Linked DNA regions of Mus musculus: region 1 is linked to region 2. The links are chromatin loops, found by intact Hi-C in ENCODE. Cell type or tissue: left cerebral cortex. All regions are shown on one strand. Links, peaks and the distances in the headings refer to the core of each region. The heading gives the core; the rest is flanking DNA. Region 1 holds the start of Csad (cysteine sulfinic acid decarboxylase). Region 2 overlaps Igfbp6 (insulin-like growth factor binding protein 6).

The links. Peaks named below come from ENCODE experiments on the same cell type or tissue, not always from the same donor. Only the 100,000 strongest peaks of a DNase experiment are listed, where the experiment ranks them.
Region 1: it touches region 2 in a loop (2.2-fold over the local background); 1 of 42 quality-filtered maps calls a loop at or near these places.

The regions. Positions count from the first base shown.
Region 1 is chr15:102,200,625-102,205,993 of GRCm38, forward strand. Csad (cysteine sulfinic acid decarboxylase) reads right to left here and starts at 4,428. Exons shown (of 18, transcript NM_001359126.1): 1 at 3,515-4,428; 2 at 2,513-2,636; 3 at 1,820-1,950. Zfp740 (zinc finger protein 740) reads left to right here and starts at 3,021. Exons shown (of 8, transcript NM_001289691.1): 1 at 3,021-3,178; 2 at 3,947-4,462; 3 at 4,605-4,681. In left cerebral cortex, for the core only: a CTCF peak has its summit at 2,821; DNase peaks (open chromatin) are centred at 2,915, 3,589, 4,536 and 4,645; H3K4me3 peaks cover 3,183 bases; H3K27ac peaks cover 2,387 bases.
Region 2 is chr15:102,144,649-102,149,999 of GRCm38, forward strand. It overlaps Igfbp6 (insulin-like growth factor binding protein 6), which reads left to right. Exons shown (of 4, transcript NM_008344.3): 1 at 1-236; 2 at 3,197-3,330; 3 at 3,454-3,576; 4 at 4,532-4,864. The coding sequence ends at 4,654. Among named protein-coding and RNA genes, the nearest start is that of Igfbp6, 3.1 kb to the left of the region's middle. In left cerebral cortex, for the core only: a CTCF peak has its summit at 2,463 (motif pointing left); DNase peaks (open chromatin) are centred at 541, 967 and 2,446; H3K4me3 peaks cover 1,323 bases; H3K27ac peaks cover 1,261 bases.

The DNA.
Region 1 (5,369 bases), core at 195-5,194, 56 kb after region 2:
ACAGAGTCTGCGTAAGTGCAGGAAGACAGCCACATAAAGATGTCCAGGCAACCCAAGCTGGGCTCACACTCACCTTGTAGCTGAGGATTAGCTTTTAAGTTTCAGATGCTCCTGCGGCTCCCTCCCAGCTCAAATCACACCTTCACTAGGAACTGCTGCCTGGGTGGGGTTTGTTTTATTTGTTTAATTTTGTTTTTCCACCTTGGGGCAGTCTCACTGTGCTGTTCTGGCTTGTGAATTCCTGGGTTCAGGTGAGTCTCATGCTTCAACCTCCTGGGCAGCTGAGGCTACAGGTCTGGATCATCTCACGCAGCTTTTGTTACGAAACAATTCTTAAAATGTGAACTCACTTAGGTATCTATCATGGACTATCTGCTGGGTTTGAAACCCAATACTCCAGGGTGAGGCAGGAGGAATGTAAGAGACTTTGAAGCCAGTGTGAGCTACAGAGTAAGAACCTATTTCAAACAAAAACAGAAAATAAAATACAGTGTATAGTACATTTTAGGTGACAAAAAAAAAAGTATGAACACAGAAAAAGTGTCTCATTGTACTGAGTTCACCAAACCAATAAGACCTGGGGAGTAGTAGAGAATAGTAGAACACTCAGGGGCTGGGGCTGGAGAAATGGCTCAGCGGTTAAGAGCACTGGCTGCTCTTCCAGAGGTCCTGAGTTTAATTCCCAGCAACCACATAGTGGCTCACCATCTGTAATGGGATCCAATGCCTTCTTCTTGTGTGTCTGAAGACAGTGATGGTGTAACTCATATACATAAAATAACGAAATCTTAAAAAAAAAAAAAACAACTCAGTAGCTGACAGCTTGTCTAACATGAGCCAGACCATGAATTCCAACAAGTCCCACTATCAAAAATATAACAACAGGGACTAGAGAGCTGGCTCAGCAGTTGAGAGCACTGGCTGCTCTTCCAAAGGACCTAGGTTCAATTCCCAGCACCCTTGTGGTGGCTCATATTGTTACTTCAGGTGGCCCATAAGCATCAGTAACTCCATTCTAAGTATATTCCACACCCTTGCCTGGCCTCTAAGGGTACCAGGCACTCAAGTGTTACACAGACATACACGTAAGCAACACATGCATACACACATAAAAACAAAAAATTTAAATATCTAGTAATAAGAAACAATAACAAGAGTGATTATCTTCAAGAGCTTGGCTAGAAGAAAAAATTATGTAGTTTTGTATTCTATAGACTGGCAATGGATTAGGTGGTTCTTTGTTTTCTAAAGATTGTGGGGGCTGGAGAGATGGCTCAGTGGTTCAAATCCCAGCAACCACATGGTGGCTCACAACCATCCGTAATGAGATCTGACTTCCTCTTCTGGAGTGTCCAAAGACAGCTAGAGTATACTTACATATGATAAATAAATAAATCTTTAAAATAAATAAACAAACAAACAAATAAATAAATAAAGTTTGTGTATCTCTAGCTGGTAGAACTTGCTATGTATACCAGGTTGGCCTTAAACTCACAGGGATTGGCCTGCTCTGCCTTTCAGGTGCTGGGATTAAAGATATTTGTCACACTCCCCTGCTTTTTTTTTTTGTTTTTTGTTTTGTTTTTTTATTTTTCCAAGACAGGGTTTCTCTGTGTAGCCCTGGCTGTCCTGGAACTCACTCTGTAGACCAGGCTGGCCTCGAACTCAGAAATCCACCTGCCTCTGCCTCCCAAGTGCTGGGATTAAAGGTGTGTGCCAACAACACCCGGCTACACTCCCTTGCTTAAGCTAATGTTTAAAACTGTATGATTGTTTCTGATGTGACTCTGTCCATGCAAGTTCAAGAGCCTGTACACACCTGGACTGCTTATTCCTTTAGAAGCAAGGTCTCTTCCCCAACCTGGGGCTCTAATTTTCTCAGTTAAGGTGGAATCCAGCAAGTCCAGGGGATTCTCCAGTCTCCACCTTTGTCAGAGCAGGCTTGTTAACCTGGAAAACAGAATCCAAACTCTGGTCCTAGTTTCCCAGCAAGCACTCTTAACAGCTGGGTCATCTCTTCAGGTCCCTACATTTGTTTTAAAAACATTCCTGGTGACATGTCTCTCCATTTTATGTCAGTTTCAGAATGACCCTAAGGGAAATGGAACTTACTTTAGTGGTGTAAAAGGTACAGGACTGTGGTTAGGAATCCATATGCTTTTTGGATAGTGTCTTACTGTCACTTAAACTCACCAGACAGCAGTTAGAATAGAAACTGGGACTTAAGTGGAATTCACGTTTCCTTCTGCCAAGTGTGCACTTAGAATAGTCCTATCTTTTAGCAGAACTCCTCTCTAATGCTACAAGTGGGGCGCTAGTATTCGAGGATAGGCTCAAATTTCCAAAGGGGGCCTGGCCCAGAGGACAACACGCACTTCCAAATCTCCAACAAGACTAGTCCACTGAAGGGAAAAAAGGCCTTTTCTTGAAAGGAAGCCTAGTTTGGCTAGGTCAAGACTGCGGGGCCGGAGCACGTTTGCCTTGGCTATTGAGGGAACTCACTGAGACTCACATGCAGATTGTGGTTTAGTGTGTACCGCAGGACTGCGCAACGGCTCAACTCTCCTCCCAGCTGACCTCAGTCTGCAGGTCTGCACCCCACAGCAGCAGGCACCGGAAAAACAGACCTCACCAAGCTTTAAAAAAAAGATCAGAGGTACGAACTGTCCCGGCTTCTACCTGGGGCGTCAGGAGAGAGACGGAGATTCTGCAAGAATCAACCAGCGCACCTAGCGAACCTTCTCAAAGAACACTCAGTACCTAAAGGTTCCCTAAAGGTTCCAGGCGAGCCTGGGAGCTGCCCTCAGTGAAGATGGCGGCCGGGGCGCTCGCGCGCCACGGCGCAGGCGCCGCCCTTCGCACCACCCTCCTCCGGTCCTCCGGGCCGTCCCCCTCCCGCTCGCCAGCTGCAGCTCTCCGCGCGTCCCCAGCCTCACCCCTTTTCGGAGGGCCCCCCCTCCTGTCCCGGCTCCGGAGCCCGGAAGTGGATGTGGCCGCTTGGCAAAGAGGGGGAGGGGGACGGAGAAGTGCTTCCGGGGAAACGGGCCCCGGGTTGGTGTTTGTAAACTTGCCTCGGTCCCGACGCGGGGAGCGGCGGCCGCGGGCTTGGCACGGGGTGCCTGGGGCCTGGAGGGGGCGCCGCGCGGCGGAGGAGACGGCGGGAGGCCGCGCCAGGCAGGTAGGCGCGCGCCGCGGGGAGGCAGCGTCGAGCGGGCGGGCGAGCGGGCGGACAGCAGCTCGCAGGCCGTGGGGCGCCGCGCGCGAGGGGGGAGGGGAGCGCGGCGGAGGAGGGGCGCGCGGCGGAGGGAGGGGGCGCGAGGGGAGGGCCGCCGCCGCCCCGCCCCCCACCGCCCCGCCGGGAGAGGGGGCCTTGCCCGGGAAGGGGGGGGGAAGCGCGGGCGCGAGCACGCAGGTCGCGCGCGGCTCGGCGCTCCCGGGGCTGCGCGCTGCGGCTGCCTGCAGAGCGCGCGCACACACGCCCGCCCTCCGCCTCCGCGGCGGCGAATTTACGAACCTTCGGGCGGACTCCGAGCGACGCTCACGTGCGGGCACTGCCAGCCACCCCGGCGCTCGGCGGAGGCCTCCCGAGCTTCCTTCCAACACAGTTCTGCCCTCGTCTGTGGAGTGCCAGCTTTGCAGGCCGGCCCACTCCGCACAAAAGCCCCAAAGGGCCTCCGCCCCCTTCTTCCGTTCCTAAGATGGCAAATCCCAGCTCTTACTCTCTTGGCAGATCCTCTCTATAGGAGGCCCAACTTACTTTTGCTCCCGTTGGCTGCTCTTTCGGCCCAGGAGGCCAGTTTCTTCTACTGACCTAGAAAGAAAGCTCTCGACTCATGTCCTCCTTTTGAGCTTCAGAACGCCCAGCAAAATAAGTTGAGGGAGCTTCGATCGTTGTTTGGCCTGAAGATGTTACACCTAAGGGCCTCATCTCCCTTTCTGGTTTCAGGTTTCTGGAACAGACCTAGAGCTTCACCAAGAGAATTCAACTTGGAAACCAAGACTGGTAGACTCTCGTTTCTTCCGACAAGAGGCAGAAGTCAGAGAGAGACTGCGGATTCTTGGGACACCTGTTTTCCTTTTGGAGGACACCGAGTTCTTTGAGAAGACAGTTCAATATGGCAAAGGAACTGAAAGAACGGGGAGGAGCCGTTACTGTGATTTGGTGACGGTTCTTCAGACAACCAGTGTCTTAAGGAAAACTGGGACAGAGAACTTCTGAACTTTTTGGGTTCGTTAAGTGAGAAGTCAGCATGGCTCAGGTAAAAAGCTCTCGAGTCCTCCTTCAAGACCGTTCACTGGGAAGCCTCTTTGCAGTGTCACCCTTGAATTCTGCCTTAGCCAACAGTATTGACCATCCCCAGTGAGCCGAGCTCTGTATTAAGCGCCAGGGGGAGATCTAGAGGAAGGAAAGGAGACAGGCCACAGCCCCTGCCTTCAGGGAGCTTCCAGTCAAATGAAGGAGGTAGGCTATATATCACGTCACAGGCACTGATGGGCCATTGGCAAAGCACCTTGTACCCGGTGTACTTTTGGTACGTGAAGTACTCGGGCATAAGGGAGTGTATAGTCTGGTGAATGCTTCATTTGTTTTTTTTTCCCAACAGGAATTTTATTGAGCTCCTGTTACATGCACGGCATTGTGTTTGGAATACAAAGATGAATAAGATTGCCCTTGTCCCCAGTAAGCTCCCAGGCTAGTTGGGGGGAGGGGGAGGGATGACGGCAAGACAGTCTGTTATTTATTATTTTTATATTCACGGTGCCCTGCGTGATAGCTGGCTGGTACTAGAGACTCTGAATCAGTTGACTAAAGGAGTTCTCAGTGATAGAAGGATTGTGACTGCGTGGTGGTACCTCTGCCTGGATGGGGGGGGGGGGGGGGAAGGAAGCCTGCAGGTAGCATAGGATTTTGCTAGAGAAGTCAACAGAGAAGGGCACTCAGACAGAGGGAGGGGCTTAGAGGGATGGGACACCACTGGATGGTTTGGTGGGTAGTTAAGGAGCAAAGGATTACAAATGGGGGATCATTAGATGGGGTTAGGTAACGAAGGATGGGGGGTTACTTCCTAGAGAAGTCAGTGGAATGTGGTCCAAGGGCTTTTTGTGCTTTTCCTAAGGAGTTAGACATTATTATCCAGGGAGTGGGGAGTCCCCGAAGAATGTTAAACTCCAAAGTAATGTGGTCCAGAAGATAGCTGTTTTTGTGAAGGTGGCAGATGGTTTGGAAGGACCAGAGGGACGGAGGGACCGTTGTAGTCTTCTGAATGGAGAGCCGTGCGCTTCTCTGAGCTTTCTCTGAGGAAACCAGTCTCACCAGGACGGCAGCCTGAGTGTAGAGGGGTTGGCTTTCTTCCAAGTGCTGCAGCATG
Region 2 (5,351 bases), core at 1-5,000:
CGCTGGGATGCAGACTGGTTGTCGCGGGGGCTGCGTGGAGGAGGAAGACGCGGGATCGCCTGCAGACGGCTGTACAGAAGCCGGAGGCTGTCTCAGGAGAGAGGGACAACCGTGCGGGGTCTACAGCCCTAAGTGCGCCCCAGGACTGCAGTGCCAACCCCGAGAGAACGAAGAGGCGCCTTTGCGGGCGCTGCTAATCGGCCAGGGCCGCTGTCAACGCGCCAGAGGGCCGTCGGGTGAGTCCATGTCTCCCCCCTCCCTCCCCGCTTCCCACCTGCCTACCTGAGATAGGAGAAGCAAGTCTCTCCTGGTAGGAATCTGGACAGATGCAGGTTGGGCAGCCTCTTCAAGCCTCTGGGACCGGCCCATTGGTTCTTCCTGGGCCTTGAGTGGAACGTGAAGTGGAAACGTCAGGGGACAGCTATAAGGCTGATAGGGGCACCTTAGAATAAGCAAGAGAGATGTCTGAATTCTCCTCTGCTCTCCCTTTCCCTTATCTATTTTCTCCAAAGGGAAAGAGACGTATGTAGGCGGAGGATGGAGGATTTGAGTTTCAGCTTTCCTCTATACCCCGCAGGGTCAACGCCATGGCTCTCCAGGCTCACACTGGAGACAGGACCTAGATTCCTTATGGAGGAGGAGGAAAGGGAATCTCAAACTCTAGTTCCACACACTAAGAAATGTCTCCTGCTCCTCCTTCAGTGCCACTGTGAACGGCAGTGGGCATCGGGAGCATCGGCACCGGGGGAGTAAACACAGTGGGCAGCGGGCACCGGGGGTAGCAGGCACTGCAGACGGTGGGCACGGGGGCAGTGGACACCGGGGCAGTGAGCAGGCCCTAGAGGGCCTGGGGAGGGCTGAAGAAGTGGGAAGAGAAGGAATCTGCCAAATCAGACTTATGATTTAAACCTGGTAGGAATTGGATGCCCTCCAGCCCCACCCTATCCCAGGGATGAACACAGAAGACTGAGTCATTGGGTGGGTGGGACTAGAGTGAGTCAGCACCCCAAAGATGGGGGTGAAGAGCAACGGGAGATGGAAGATAGCAAGTCCCTGGTTTTTCCATAGAAAGGGATGAGAAATGAATTTGGATCATTTGGCAGTGCAGGCCTGCCATTCCAGTGCTTAGGGGTGGAGGCGGGAAGGTCAGTCAGTGTCAGCCTTGGCTACATAATCTCAGGCCAGCCTACACACACACACACACCATACACACAGAGGCACACACATACACACACATGCACACACATGCACACATGAATATATACACAAGAATACATGCATGCATGCACATACACACATACACGCATGCACGCACATGCATACATGAGTCCCCCCACATGTGCATTGGCACATACGCATGCACATACATATATACACACATGAGCACACACAAGCACACACATACACACAGGAACACACACGAGCACACTGGAGTGAGGGGTTGAAGCTCCAGTTTCTAGTGTCAGAGCTCAGGGTTCTAGGGCTCCTCTGAGAAGGTGTGTTTTGGTTGGAGAAGGCAGTTTGAAGCATCATCCCAGTTTGGCATTAAATGGGGGGAGTGAGGGACAAGGTCTGAGGAAGATATGGTACCCAGACAGACAACAGCGTTGACACTGCAGAGGGAACGGAGTAAGAACATGTGTGAGCTTATCTTTTGGCATGTTGCGTCAGCTCAGCCTTTTCCTAGCTATGGCTTACTTGCGTCCTGAGCTTTTCCCAGGACCCCAGAAGCTCTCCAGAGCCAGATGCACCCTGCAGGTTGGAAACCTTTTATTTTCTGCCCCTTCTGCAACCTTCAATTTGTCCTGGTTAAGGGTTGAACCCAAGCGTTCCTAGACCACTAGGGTTGAGCTGAGACAAAAAAGGAAGAGGTCCCCATGTTTTTTGGTTTTTTTGTTTTTTTGTTTTTTTTGTTTTTTTTTTTTTTTTTTTGGAGACAGGGTTTCCCTGTGTAGCCCTGGCTGTCCTGGAACTCACTCTGTAGACCAGGCTGGCCTCGAACTCAGAAATCTGCCTGCCTCTGCCTCCCAAGTGCTGGGATTAAAGGCGTGCGCCACAACTGCCGGGTTGTTGTTTTTTTTTAAGATTTATTTATTTATTATATGTAAGTACGCTGTAGCTGTCTTTAGACACACCAGAAGAGGACGTCAGATCTCGTTACGGATGGTTGTGAGCCACCATGTGGTTGCTGGGACTTGAACACTGGACCTTTGGAAGAGCAGTCGGGTACTCTTACCCACTGAGCCATCACACCAGCAAGAGGTCCCCATGTAAGGCCCTCAAAGTAACATCTCAGGGCTGGGAGGGGTGGACTGACTTACTGAGGGGTCATGTCAGGGACATTCCACTGGATCCTTATTGACACCCTCTTATCTCCCCCCCACACACACACACACCTCACACACACTGTACAAATCCACTGTTCTTTTGCCCATCTTTCTGGGCTGGTGTGCCCTCTTCTGGCCTCTAGTGGAATAGGCAGGTCTTTTCAAAGGAATCCTGAAGGTTGAAAATATCCAACACTACTTTGTACTCATGGGATTTGGGGGAGGGTTGTGGGGGGTGAGACGGGTTCTCCATGTAGCCCTGACTATCCTGGAAATCACTTTGTAGACCAGACTGGCATTAAACTCACAAATCTGCCTGCCTCTGCCTCCTGAGTGCTGGGACAAAGGCATACGCCACTATCAGCTAGGATTTTATTTTTATTTCACATGTGTGGGTGTTTTGCCAGCAAGTATGTCTGTCTGTATGAGTATGTCTGTGTACCACATGGCTACACAGGGGTACCACAGGTTACAAATGGGGTTGGATTCCCAGTAACTAGAGTTACAAACAGCTGTTATGAGACACCGTGAGGGTGCTGAGGAATTGAACTCTGGTCCCCTGGAAGAGTAGCCAGTGCTCTTAACTGCTGAGCCATCTTTTCAGCTCCTGTTGAATAGACTAGACTGGCCATGGACCTGTGACAGTTCTCTTACCTAGGCTTCCCAAGTGCTGGGATTATAGGTACACACCACCATACCCAGCAGTATAGTTTGTTAGAGGGAGAAATTGCAGTTAGGGTAAAGCCAGGAGAGACTGAATCCTTCAGTCCCTCTCACTTTACTGGTAGAAGTGGACCTAGGTTCCGAGGCTGCTGGTCTCTGCTCTGACTGATCTCTGATTTCCCCTCCCACTCTTCCTGTGGCCACAGAGGAGACTACAAAGGAGAGCAAACCCCAAGGAGGTGCCTCCCGCTCTCGTGACACAAACCACAGAGACCGGCAGAAGAATCCACGGACCTCTGCTGCCCCTATACGGCCCAATCCTGTTCAAGATAGTGAGATGGTGCGTGGGGGGGTGGTAGGGAAGGCAGAGGGCTGGAGATTTCCACTGGACTCAAGGAAGTCTGGACCAGGCAGGCTCCTAGAATCCTGAGTACCGCCCTCACCCACCCCTGTCCTTCTCTAGGGCCCCTGCCGCAGACACTTGGATTCAGTACTGCAGCAGCTCCAGACTGAGGTCTTCCGAGGCGGAGCACGTGGGCTCTATGTGCCAAACTGTGACCTCAGAGGCTTCTACCGAAAGCAGCAGGTGAGAAGAAGCTGCCTGTCCTCTGTGCAAGCTCTGTGCGCGGCAGTGAGGAAGGGTACTTGATGCAAAGCTGCAAAAAGGATGCTGGTTCTGCTGGAGCATGTCTCCAAAAACAACAGCCAGGTGGTGGAGAGAGGCAGGTGGATCTCTGTGAGTTCGAGGCCAGCCTGGTCTATGTAGTGAGTTCCAGGACAGCCGGAGCTACACAGAGAAACCCTGTCTGGAAAAACCAAAACCAGCCAAACAGCAACCAAAAAAAGGATGGATACACACACACACACACACACACACACAAAACTATTTCTTCCAATTTTAAGACCCACATAGATATGAAAAACATCAGGAAGATTGTAACTTCAAGACTTGCCTAGGCTACAAGTGAAGGGCTGGTAGGAAGACAGAGGGCTGGAGATTTCCACAGGAGATCTTTCCATGGACTTGAGGAAGCCTGGACCAGGCAGGCTCCTAGAATTCTGAGTGAGTTCAAGTCCAGCCTGGGAAATTTCACGAGCCTCTGTCTCAAAACAAAATGTAAAATGAAAAGAAGTTTATAGCTCGTTGGCAAAGCTCTGCTTAGCAGTACTGTGGGCTCCATCTCTAGCGTGATCTGAAAGAAAAACAAAGGCCAACAATTGCAATGGGAGACTTAAAGTCTCTTCTAGGATAAGGCCTTGTGGTGGCCTCAAATGGGAGCCCTGGGGAATCACCTGGAGGCGTCTGAGCTGGTGCTGGTGGAGCCCCTTCTGCATTTTGTGACTCAGTAGGTCTGGGCTAGCCTGTGAACACAAGTTTCTAACATAAGTGATGTTGGGCTGTTGACAGAAACTGCATTTTGAAAGCTATTGCTCTGGCCTAGCAGAGTGGGCCCTATTCAGTAGGTAAAGCAACTAAGAGCTCTCAGATGCTTTCCTGCTCAAAGCCTGGACCTCACCCTGACCTGCACCTCTCTCCCCAGTGTCGTTCCTCGCAGGGGAATCGCCGTGGCCCCTGCTGGTGTGTGGATCCGATGGGCCAGCCTTTGCCAGTGTCTCCAGATGGTCAAGGAAGCACTCAGTGCTCTGCCAGGAGCAGTGGGTGAAGCCCCGAGGGAGCCTCCAGGACGCCAGCAGGAACAGGGGGCTGTCATTTGAGCTGTATGTGAAGCAATGAATAACTCTGTGCCCCAAGACCCACCTTCACGCCCCACCCCATTGTCCCTGTCACCCTTGGGCCTTTACACAGCTAGTTAGAAAGATTGCTGTTGGCTTGTGTACTAATAAAACAGTATTGGGGGGGTGTCTCTGGCTTACGTCTCTGCGTCTGTCTCATTCAGATCTGGGGCCTCGTGCTCACTGTCTCCCATTGGTCATAGTGTTTCTACCTTCCCTGCAGAGCACAGCCAGCCTCTTCCATTGCCCTTGGAATACAGTAGACTGCCACTGCCACAGGCAGCAAGCCCTTTCTTTATCCTCACCCGGATACCCACCCGGAGCTCCCTTGTGGGACTGACTGAGATCCTGGCCTCAGTCCGAGATCACAGTGATTACAATCTTGCTTCTATCACTGACCTCTGGACTGATGGAGGAGGAGGATTAATAGTTAATCCCCAGCAGGAATTTGCCAAAGTGGAACTCCCAAGGCACTCACCTGCCCTACTGCCTACCAGAAAGAAACAAATGTGCTCAGGCTCTGTATGGTTTATCCAGACTACCTCCAGACTACCTTATTTGTGCTGGCAATCACCTGATGACGTAGGGACATTTTGTCCCATAATTTTTTTTTTTTTTCAGAAGAAG